Regions from separate parts of the Homo sapiens genome. Here region 1 is linked to region 2. The links are chromatin loops, found by intact Hi-C in ENCODE. Cell type or tissue: endothelial cell of umbilical vein. All regions are shown on one strand. Links, peaks and the distances in the headings refer to the core of each region. The heading gives the core; the rest is flanking DNA.

Region 1 (5,378 bases), core at 230-5,229, 68 kb after region 2:
GACAGCTCTTCAACCAAAGGAAGGCCCTAGTTGCATTGAGACTAGCTAAAACTCTGATAGTTACCCGCCATCTTTTACTGGTTAAGCCATCAGAGGAGAATATTCAGGGAAACCCATAGCAGCTGGAAACTGAGAAGGAAAAACTCCAGAAAGGAGGGAGCCACAGAGAGTGACTCCCAAATTCTGCATATATCTCAAGAATCTCTGGGAATTCTTAGAGACTAGGGCCAAATCTAAGAATAAGACAGGCCGGCCAGACTCCACATAGCACAGCTAAAGCTAGAAGACCTGAACTGAGACTGTAGCTGCTGCCCACCACAAGAGAGACAGTGCCTGGAGTTTTATTCCAGCCAAATTAGCTGCCTACTAAAACAAAAATTCAATATTCTTCTAAAATGAAACTCTAGAGCTGCATAGTTCAATATGGTGGTCACTAGCCACTCCAAATTGAAATCTGCTATAAATATAAAATATACATGAGGTTTCAAAGATTTAGTATGAAAAGAGATTATAAGTCTCAATTATTTTATAAAATATTTAAGATTATAAAATATCTTAATTTTTAACGTGATTACTTTGATTATAATCGTCCCAAATGATTATATTTGGGATGCATTAGGACAAACAAAATATATTACTAAAATTAAATTTGAGGTTATTTTAATGTGGCTTCTAAAAAAATCCAAATTAACAGGCTGGGCATGGTGGCTCATACCTGTAATCCCACCACTTTGGGAGGCCAAGGCAGGCAGATCACTGAGGTCAAGATTTCAAGACCAGCCTGGCCAACATGATGAAACCCCATCTCTACTAAAAATACAAAAATTAGCCAGGCATGGTGGCGTGCACCTGTAGTCCCAACTACTCAGGAGGCTGAGGCAGAAGAATTGCTTGAACCTGGGATACAGAGGTTGCAGTGAGCTGAGATCACGCCACTGTACTCCAGCCTGGGTGATTAAGCCAGACTCCGTCTCAAAAAAAAAAAAAAAAAATCCAAATTATATATCCAGTTCTCATCTTCTTTCTGTTGAGCAGTGCTGCTGTTGATTAGTGTATCATTCACAGTGTTCCAGGTACAATCCAAAATTACTAGTCATATAGGGAAACAGATCCATACTCAAAAGAGAAGGCCATTAATGGAGACTGACTGGAAGATGACATGTATGTTGGAATTAGAAGAAAAGAATGTTAAAGCAGCTATTGTAACTATGCTCAGAAACGTAAGAAAAGCTATGCTCATGGTCATGGAACATATAGGAGATCTTAGAAGCAACAAAGATATACTCTACAAAAACACAGTTTTAGGACTAAAAAATAAATACAATATCTGAAATTTTAAAAATTCACTCCATGGGTCTAACAACAGAGTAAGATGATGAAAGATTACTGAACTTGAAGATAGAGGATTAGACATTATTCAGTCTAGAAAATGGGAAGGAAAAAATTGTTGACAATGAGCAAGACTCAGTTACCTGTGGGATAGTATCAAGCATTCTAGCATAAGGGTAATTGGAGTCACAGAAGGAGAGGAGAGAGAAAATGGAGCAGAAAATAATCATTTAAGAAACAGTGATCAAAAATTTCCCAGGTTTGTGAAAGACAGATGAGAGGTAATCAGATCACATCTTCATGTTTCAACTAGATTCCAGATTAATTCAAAGTGCCATAACAGAGCCCTCTGATCATTGCAACAAGTGGGCAAGTATATCAAGTTCGTGATTTTGCCTCCCATGTATCTTCTAAGAGAGAACCATGCTGCACTGCAAAACTGAAACCAGAAGATCATGTAGGAAAACACCTACAAAACAAAGTGACATAAACAAACATGAGTGCAGACTCTATTAATGAGTGCCACAGAGCTGTGCTAAGCCTACGATAGATAACATCAAGTGTGTGTATTGCTACAGAAAGTTCAGAGTCATTCTGGCTTGATGGACCACAGTCCTGCCGTGTTGCCACGTTTGAGCCAAGTTCAAGCCAAATACACTTCAGACTAAAAGCAATTTCAGAAGCAAGTTCTTAGTATCTCCGTAGAACAGGGGTCAGCAAACTTCATCTGTATAGGTCTAGAGAATAAATATTTTTGCCTTCGCAGGCCACATGTGGTCTCTGGCATATTTTTTTCTGTATTTTGAGTCATAATCCTTTAAAACATGTAAAATTTGTTATTCGCCCTTGGGTTGTCCAAAAATAACCCCGCAGGCCAGACATAGCCCACACGTAAGAGTTTGCTGGCCTGTGTTTTGGATTATTGCTTACTCCCGTTTTGCCCACTGAGATATTGGCACCACGCTCTCAGCATGAGCCAGAGCTCTGCAGGTATTAGCTCAGGGAATGTATTTTCTTATTATACAAAGGAGGACGTGTTAGAATTCTGAATTTCTTTTTATTGTGTAACTTGATAAATATTCGATTTCTGCCTCCCCACCACTTCTCTTTCCCACTTCCTTACACTCCCTTCCTGACTGTAAAATCATGTGAATCAGACTTAAAGAATGAGTGGAATTACTTAGAGCAGAGAAGAAAATGAAATTGAAAAACAGGAGAAAATAGCACCTAAGATCTGCCTTAGAGACTGTAGACAGCAAGTGCCTGGCTCCCTGCCCCAGGCTGGTTTTGTTTGCTCATTTGTTGATTTGTTTATTCTGAACCATCTGACCTTGTACTTTTTCTTAAACTGGATATGCGAGTGCCATGACTCATCAAAGAGGATTTATTGTTTGGCTAAAGAAATGTATGATCTGATAATAGATTTTGAAGCTCTTGCAATTCCTAACAAGATAGATCCGTGCGTACATACATACACATACATATATACATACACACATGTAAATGTATCTACATGCACCATATACATATATATATGTATTATGTACAGTAGTTCCCACTTATTTGCAGTTTCACTTTCTGTGGTTTCAGTTACCCGTGGTCAACCATTGCCCAAAAATATTAAAAGGAAAATTTCTGAAACAGTTCATCAGTTTTAAGTTGCTTGCTGTTCTGAGTAGTGTCATGAAATCTCACACCATCCCGCTCTGTCCTGCCCAGGACGTGAATCATCCCCTTGTCCAGGGGATCCACAGTGTCTCTGCTCCCTGCTGGTTGTCACTCAGTAGCCATCTCAGTTAGATCAACTGTAGGGTGTCGTAGTTCTTGCGTTTTACTTAATATTGGTCTCAAAGCACAAGAGTGGTGATGATGGCAACTCAGATGTACTAAAAAGAAGCTATAAAATGCATCCTGTAAGTGAAAAGGTAAACGTCTTCAACTTAATAAGGAAAGAAAAACAAATGTATGCTGAGGTTGCTCAGATCTACAGTAAATGAATCTTCTACCCATGAAATTGTGAAGAAAAAGAAGAAAGAAATCTGTGCATAGTATATACAGGGTTCAGTACTAGCCTTATTTTCAAGCATCCACTGGGGGTCTTAGAACATATCTGCCACAGATAAGGGAGGACTTCTGTACAGCTATTATACACACACAAATATTTGGACAACAAAATTTGAATTATTGCATGGCACGATCTAGTTGTCATGAGTCTTTCATAAGAACCTATGGTTACATGGATTCATGCTAGTAAGTGAAGAAAAGTAGAAAACCTGACCTTAGGAAATGAGTGCCAGAAAATCGGGGAGATTGGACACACAAGTAAAAACTGCACCTGGGCAACAGGGTAAGGTGGAGATGTGGAGGGTCTGGATTACAAATGGCTGTTTCAGATGGGGTGGCATGAGTGGAGGACAGAGCCTGGAACCTGGAAGAAGCGCCCAAGAATCCCATGGTGTGAACTTTATTAAAGAAGCCAGAATGCAACCCACTGTTGAACCTGGCAAGGTGAAAGAGCCTTTCTATGTTATTGTTACTCTTTGACCTTTAAAGTGGCAGAGATGTTTGTCTTTTTCCTTTATACTTTCCTTTATTTCTCCTGATCTCCCTTTAATTTTCTTCAACCCTTTTTCCATTGAGTTCCTGACAGTTTCCTTTGCCTTCCCAACTGCACACCATTAGCACCACTTTATTCTAATCCTAGCTCTGTGGATACTTCTCCCAAACCCTGCTGTAACCATATGGAATCTGGAGTCTGACACGCATGGCAGATGGCGTCTCCCCAGCATCTCACACACCAACACAAAAACATTGACAAACCTGACCCTGACATTGGCAGGCATGGCAGAAATCACAGATCAGCCCAGCTGTTATGGCCATGGCCAGCAGCCTTCACCTTGCTAACCACAGTCTGCAGGGAAGAGGCCTCCCCATCATTCAGCATCCAAAGAGCAGTACTGTGTGACGAGACCCTTGAGACCCAGCCTCAGGTGGTCCTGGAGCAAGGAGGCAGGGGCTGCCAATGAAGTGGACACGTCCCGGAGCACAGACCTTGTGCTTTACCAGATTTAACATTTTTGCAGTCTTTAAGAGCTTATTAGCCACTTGAAAAAGGCCATTCCAAGTTATTAGATATTTCCCTATGGTATTTATGATTTGAACTTCTTCCCAGGCAGTACATGCTGTACTGTACATTGAATTAGAGTGATTCAGAAAAGAACATTCAACATCTTACTGGCAATTGAATTGAATAGTCATTTGCAAGGAAGCGTATTTGGTTTTTAAATGTGTTCTCCTTCCTCAATTATCTTAATCAGGCTGGCCTTATTTGGGGTTAAAATGGAATGGAATCCCTTTTTATTAAAGCATATTTTGTGTGTGTGCACGCGTGCATGTATGAGAGACAGAGAGAGAGACCATGACTTAAGAATGAAGCCTGGAATACGTGGATCTTTAGCTATTGCCACAATCTGAAAAGATATGGTTTTTTAATCAATTTCTTGCTAGTCTGAAACATAAACATTTTCTTTCCTGTCTTTTTCTAAAATAAAATAGGTAAATCTAATTGTGACTAATACCTGTGGTGTATTACATGCCTTGTTGATGGTATGTGAGTGGGGAGGAGAAATTTAGATTGCCAAGATGCTGGAACTTTTTCTGACACAAATTTCAGGATGTCACCTGTCTTTAAATTAAATGTTAAGTTTTAAAGCCTTACCTTATTTATCTAAATTAAGAAACATTCAAGATGGAGGACAAGAAAGCATTTTCAGAGGTTTTTTTTTTTTTTTGGTCATTTGACCATCCCTTCGTTTGATCATTACAGAGGATGAGAGAATGCCCTGGTACCAGGTTCACAGGTGACAGGATTTCTCCTGTTGGGAAATGCTTTGCATGTAGGCTCTGCAACCCATCAAAAGAGATCCTTCTCTCTTCCTGATTTTTCTGAGTAATAAAATATGAAAACCATCAAGCACTTGATGTTTCCATTTGACTTTTTATGTCACAGTTACAAGAAAGGACAAGTAAAGGGAAAAGGTGAGATTTAG
Region 2 (5,378 bases), core at 191-5,190:
AAGCCTTTAGACAGAAACCCATTGAGATGGCCCACTGCCAAACCCACCCCATTTCTGCTTTTCTCATGGAATCTCATTGAAGTGGAAACCTTCAAGAGTTCAGTCCTCCTTGCCCAGGCCAGCAGGCCATGGGCCCACTGAAGTGTCGGAGAGCTTGGCAAAGGCTGCGTCTGGACGTGGCTGTGCGTTCCCAGCGCCTCCTGCCTGGCACGGCAGAACCCCCCAGGTCTGAGCCTCCGTGGGGATGAGGGGCGTGATGGTTAGGACTCTCTGACGACAGCTCCGCCAAGCCAGCTGGGGCCGCTTAATGAAAAGGAGGGAAGCTGTTGCAAAGCTGAAGATGTCAGGACCTTAGCTCTGTGGTCTCCGAAGCTTGCATTTGGTAGTCACAACCCCGTGCACCCACTGCAGACTGGCTTTCTCAGAACTTGTCCGTGTGGAAGCTGGTAGGGTAGCCCACGGCACCTCTTATGTAAATCCACATCCTTTACCCAGATCCTTTTGGGCCACATACAGTTCAAGCTTCAGAGCATTTTATGTGTTCAAAAGGTAATGACAGTGCATCAACCAAATATTTGTATTGCTAGTGGGCTCCAGGAGAGCACCCCATAGTCAGTCACGTGGGTCTGTCCACCAGGTGACCTCATTAAGGGGGATACTGACACTACCTAGAGCTCACATCAGTCCAGGCTGGTTTTGCTGCCAAATGTGTTTGCCACAAATGGAAGAGAACACTTAGAGTTTTCAGAGCTTTTTGAATTTCTGAATTACATATAAGGGAGTGTAGCCTTCTTTGGGATCCGTCAACCACGAGCAGACATGACCTCTCTGCATCTGAATTTCAGTACCGAGTTCCCAGGAAAGAGACGAGGAATGGGCCAGCTATGGGCAGGTGCTCACTGCTGGTAAAATCCGCAGAGGCCTGTCCGCCGGGGACTGATGAGGGGGCCGGGTTGGGCAGCTTTGGGAACAGGAGTCTGAGTAGCCTCGTCAGCATGTGTCCCCCACAGAGGACCAGGGAGAACTTGGATGAGTGCTGTGATGAACTCAAAGCAATGTCCCCACCATACTAAGACCTTCTAACTGCTGGCCTAGAGAGAGAGCAGAGAGACTGCTGAGAGCCACGAGTGTCTTCTTCACTGCAGAGGAATGTTCCAAACCTCCAGCGGGCACATGTGACCACGTGGTTCCCAAGCTTCTGAGCCCATCTTCCCTGCCCTGCCTGTGACCACCTCCAGCCAAGCAGAAGTCCTGATGCCAGGCAGGCCAGCAAGAAGCCAGACCGGCCCCAGGCTTTGCAGCTTCAGTCAGAATTCCATCTCAGCACACACCAGCCATGCAGGTGGCACGTTCCAAGCTTCCTTCCTTCAAGTGTGTGGTTGTATAACTTTTAAGAAAATGTGATCTTCTGTGCTGTTGGGGATGTAAGAGTGTTGATGCTGGGTGCAAAGCTGAATCCCACCACCTCATGTTATTTACTGGGGTCTTGTTCCTGGAGATTAATCTCCCACCTAAGGCAACCTGGAGGGAAATAGAGAATTTTGAGGGATTCTGAGCCTCCTCCTCACATTTTAAAAACCTTATCCTTTGGGAGATCATGCCATATAGTTTGCTAGAGATGTGGGTGCCCTGAATTCCAAGCAGAGGCCTCAAAGGGGAGACGGACAAATGGAGAGTTCTGGCTGAGCAGGGAAGGGAAGCCCCACCTCTAGACTCTGTTCTGGAGCCTGAGTGTCCCCAGCTGTCCAAGCTGTGGAGGGCAGTGTCTGCAGGTGAGAGCTGCATGCAGGTGGAGCTGAGCGTTCCTTCGTGCAAGGCTCGTGGCCAGCATCCCTCCAGCTGAGGTTGGCCTTCCTGCTTTGCAGAGTCCGCATTTCTCTGCTCACCCTAAAGAGTCCAGATAAACAGCCTTCATCCCTTTGAAGTCTGGCCTTTCTAACTTGCCTCAAAACAGCCTCTGCTTTTCTACCCAAGTCCCACTTCCACTTCTACTCGAATCAGAGGATACACTCGGAAGCCAGAAACATGCATGAAACTGGTGGTTTGTTTTTAGCAATGCCACTTTGCTCTTGGTAATTTTGGCCCTAGGAGTTCTCAGTTTAGAGAGGAAATTGCGATGATGGAAAAAGAAGCAGGCTGGAGCCAAGAGGCGGGGCGTGACCCTGCCAACTGAAGACAGTCGAGCACTTCCTGTGAGCCCTGTATGCATGTCTGTATAATGGAACAGTGACAGCACCCACCTGAAACGAATAGATAACTACTTAGCATGCTGCCTGGAACACAGTAGTAGTAAATATCGTTTATGATTTCATCATCCTTACTACTGCAGCTGTTGAGCAAATCACCTCAAAGCTCAATTACTCCCAGTACTGAGTCAACATTTCAGTCTAAAGGTAATTAAAATCCAGTTTCAAACCACTTCAGCCAAGGGACCCTTGCTTTCAACGAAACAGTAGAGGCAGCCCAGTGTGTGGAGTAGACTCCACGCTGGGGGCTGTGTTGCTGTATTTCTCCCACCAGCTCCACAAGATGCTTGGGGAACCTCAGGGCTCCAGAGGGTACCTCAGTGACCCTGTCAAGCAAGCTCCCTCGAGCTAATCTCAGTATATGTCTCCATCTTCCAGAGTTCTCCTTCCACCAGCCACCTCCTGAGGTCCTTCCCTGCAAGTGGAAGGACAGCTGCCCCTAGCCTGCCAGCACGGGAAATGAGTCATTCCTTCCAGGCTGCACCCAGCCCTCCGACAGCTCCCATCAGACCTGAAACATGTGGCCTCACCCTGGGTTTGCTGTACACTTGTCCATGAGCCCACTGGGGCCTTCAGAAGCAAACATCACGTGTCTGTCTTTCCCCGGAAGTGCCCCCCAGAGTGCCTTGTGTGAGGGAGGGGTCAGTCCCTGCTTGGTGAATGGATGCATGGTGAGGCATCATTACTCCCCTTACCTGGGAGGCTTCAGATCTCCAGTCTTCTCGTGGGCAGATGTTTACCCCCACAGCTAACCGGAAGAACTGAGGGAAGCATTTCCAGCACACTCCTGGAGCTTCTTTCCAGCGCTGTAAGACAAGATTTCCTGTGGAGCCTGGTGAGAAGCAGACTTCGTGGGACAGGAGGCCTGGAAGGTGACTGAACACAGGGGTGGTTTAGTCCTCCAGTCACGAGACAGCACGTCTGCTCTGACAGGAACTCTGCAGGTGGGATGCCAAGGTCGTCCGAGGCCAGGTCGGCTCAGAAGCCTCTCTCTGTCCCTGCTCTTGCTGGCCCGGGGCCACCAGAAGGACCCACTGAGGAGGCCTGGTGGAGAAGACAAAGAGCAGCAAGGAGGATGAAGGTCTTTGACTCTCGCCCTGTGCAAAGTAACCACATAGATGGCATTAGGGTGAGGTGACAGAGAGAGAGAGGAGAAAAATGCATTCCTCTTGCTCAATTACTTACAGAAGAACAAAATCTATTCAACCTGTTTGTTCAAAAATATATACTGAGTCTTGCGGGGCGCGGTGGCTCACTTCTATAATCCCAGCACTTTGGGAGGCCGAGGCAGGCAAGTCACGAGGTCAGGAGATCGAGACCACCCTGGCTAACACGGTGAAACGGTGTCTCTACTGAAAATACAAAAAATTAGCCAGGCATGGTGGCGGGTGCCTGTAGTCCCAGCTACTCGGGAGGCTGAGGCAGGAGAATGGCATGAACCTGGGAGGCGGAGTTTGCATTGAGCTGAGATCGCGCCACTGCACTCTAGCCTGGGCAACAGAGTGAGACTCTGTCTCAAAAAAATATATATATATGTATATATGTATTTATATATATATATATTTATATAAATATATAAAAATATATATATACTGATATATATATATCAGTATATAAATATATATATATATACTGAGTCTTTCTGTGAGCCAGGTCCTGGGCCCACTGTGGGGACAAAAAAATGAAAGCTTAAGTCCCCTGCCCTCTAAGAGTTCACAGACCCAGCATTACTTCAATCTGAAGATGAATAAAAGTCATCCCTTTCACACTCTTTTAGCGATGGGACCTGCCTTATAATAAATCCCTTCAGATATGGGAGGTGCCCAAACAATTCTAGGACAACAGGCAGATGCTGTTGCTTTAATGGAGGTGTGTGCACAGTGCATGTGGAGATGCTGCTCCTGCCCCACCTCAGAGCTGGCGTGAGGGAAGAGCTGCAGGGTGGAAGCTTCCAGGGCAGTAGAAGGCAAAGTGCTGCGAGGGATTTCCAGGCAGAGAGCGCACACCGGGCAAAGGCTGGGGAGCTGGGCGCGTTCTGGGAGGTCATGTGTTTTTAGGAGTAGGGGAAACCCAGGTTTCCATCCTGCCTGGGTGCACATGCGGCTCTTATAAGTTGTCCTAGCGGCGCACATGTCCCCTTTGTACCTTACTCCCACTCAGTTTCTTCTGGGATCTCCGTACCCCAAAGCACAGCTCGACTGTCACCCAGCAGCTAGGGGAGCACTGAAGCTCTTACCAAAGCTACTGTCATGGTGACCCTTGGGGCCGCTGCCCTCACTCAGAGGCATTCTCGTTCCCCTTCCCCTCCCCCTCCCTTCACACCCTCGCTATAAGAGTGGCTCCAGCTCCCCCTTGATGTGTATTCAACGTAGAGATTAGCACACAACTCTTCCTTTGTTCACCGGGTATAGTTGATGCCTTAAGGAAAAGGAAACTTCCTGTATCATTGCAAAGGATAGAGAGATGAGAGAAGGCATCCCCACAGAGCTCAGTCCTGCACTGTCTTCCCCTGTGGCTGTGGGTCTTTTTCCGCTTCCTGGAGCGCGTACCTGAGCTCATGCACCTTTACTGACCTGTGCGGACCTCTCTTCCTCAGGGTTTCCCTCTGCCCACATGTACCTGTGCCCTGCATGGCCCACGCACACCTTCCCGTGTCAACGTCCTCCAACCTTTCCCTCCTCAGATAAGCCATGTGAACTCTACTGCTCGCCCCTCGGGAAGGAGTCCCCACTGCTGGTGGCCGACAGGGTCCTGGACGGTACACCCTGCGGGCCCTACGAGACTGATCTCTGCGTGCACGGCAAGTGCCAGGTGACGTACTTCTCCTTCGGTCCTTGGTGGGGCTTTGGAGAGGAGACTCACTCTCCCCAGACAGGGAGTGGGGTAGAGCAGAGGTCTCAGGAGGCCTAGGGGAGTGGATTTTCTTAGGAAGGCACCCAGTGATGCCGCCTCCTGCCGCCAGTGTTGCCTGGTGCACCAACCCTAGCTCAGTAATGACTGAGTGCTAGGCCAACAAGGAGTGGAGGTGGAAAGAACAGGCACAACGTATTCTAAGACTTTGAAAATTGCTTTAGACATCATGACCAAGACGAAGGTAGGCAGGGTACTAAGATGCGCCTAAAGGATGTCTGC

The links. Peaks named below come from ENCODE experiments on the same cell type or tissue, not always from the same donor. Only the 100,000 strongest peaks of a DNase experiment are listed, where the experiment ranks them.
Region 1: a loop joins it to region 2, with 7 times the contacts of the local background. A loop is called at or near these places in 12 of 110 quality-filtered maps.

The regions. Positions count from the first base shown.
Region 1 is chr15:100,040,422-100,045,799 of GRCh38, reverse strand. The region is part of intron 18 of ADAMTS17 (ADAM metallopeptidase with thrombospondin type 1 motif 17); the gene reads left to right. Among named protein-coding and RNA genes, the nearest start is that of ADAMTS17, 300 kb to the left of the region's middle. In endothelial cell of umbilical vein, for the core only: no CTCF peak of the experiment used is centred there; a DNase peak (open chromatin) is centred at 2,589; H3K27ac peaks cover 1,667 bases.
Region 2 is chr15:100,108,668-100,114,045 of GRCh38, reverse strand. ADAMTS17 (ADAM metallopeptidase with thrombospondin type 1 motif 17) reads left to right here. Exons shown (of 22, transcript NM_139057.4): 14 at 4,930-5,057. Among named protein-coding and RNA genes, the nearest start is that of ADAMTS17, 230 kb to the left of the region's middle. RefSeq lists enhancers at 1,886-3,085, 4,639-5,378. In endothelial cell of umbilical vein, for the core only: no CTCF peak of the experiment used is centred there; DNase peaks (open chromatin) are centred at 2,145 and 2,725; H3K27ac peaks cover 1,000 bases.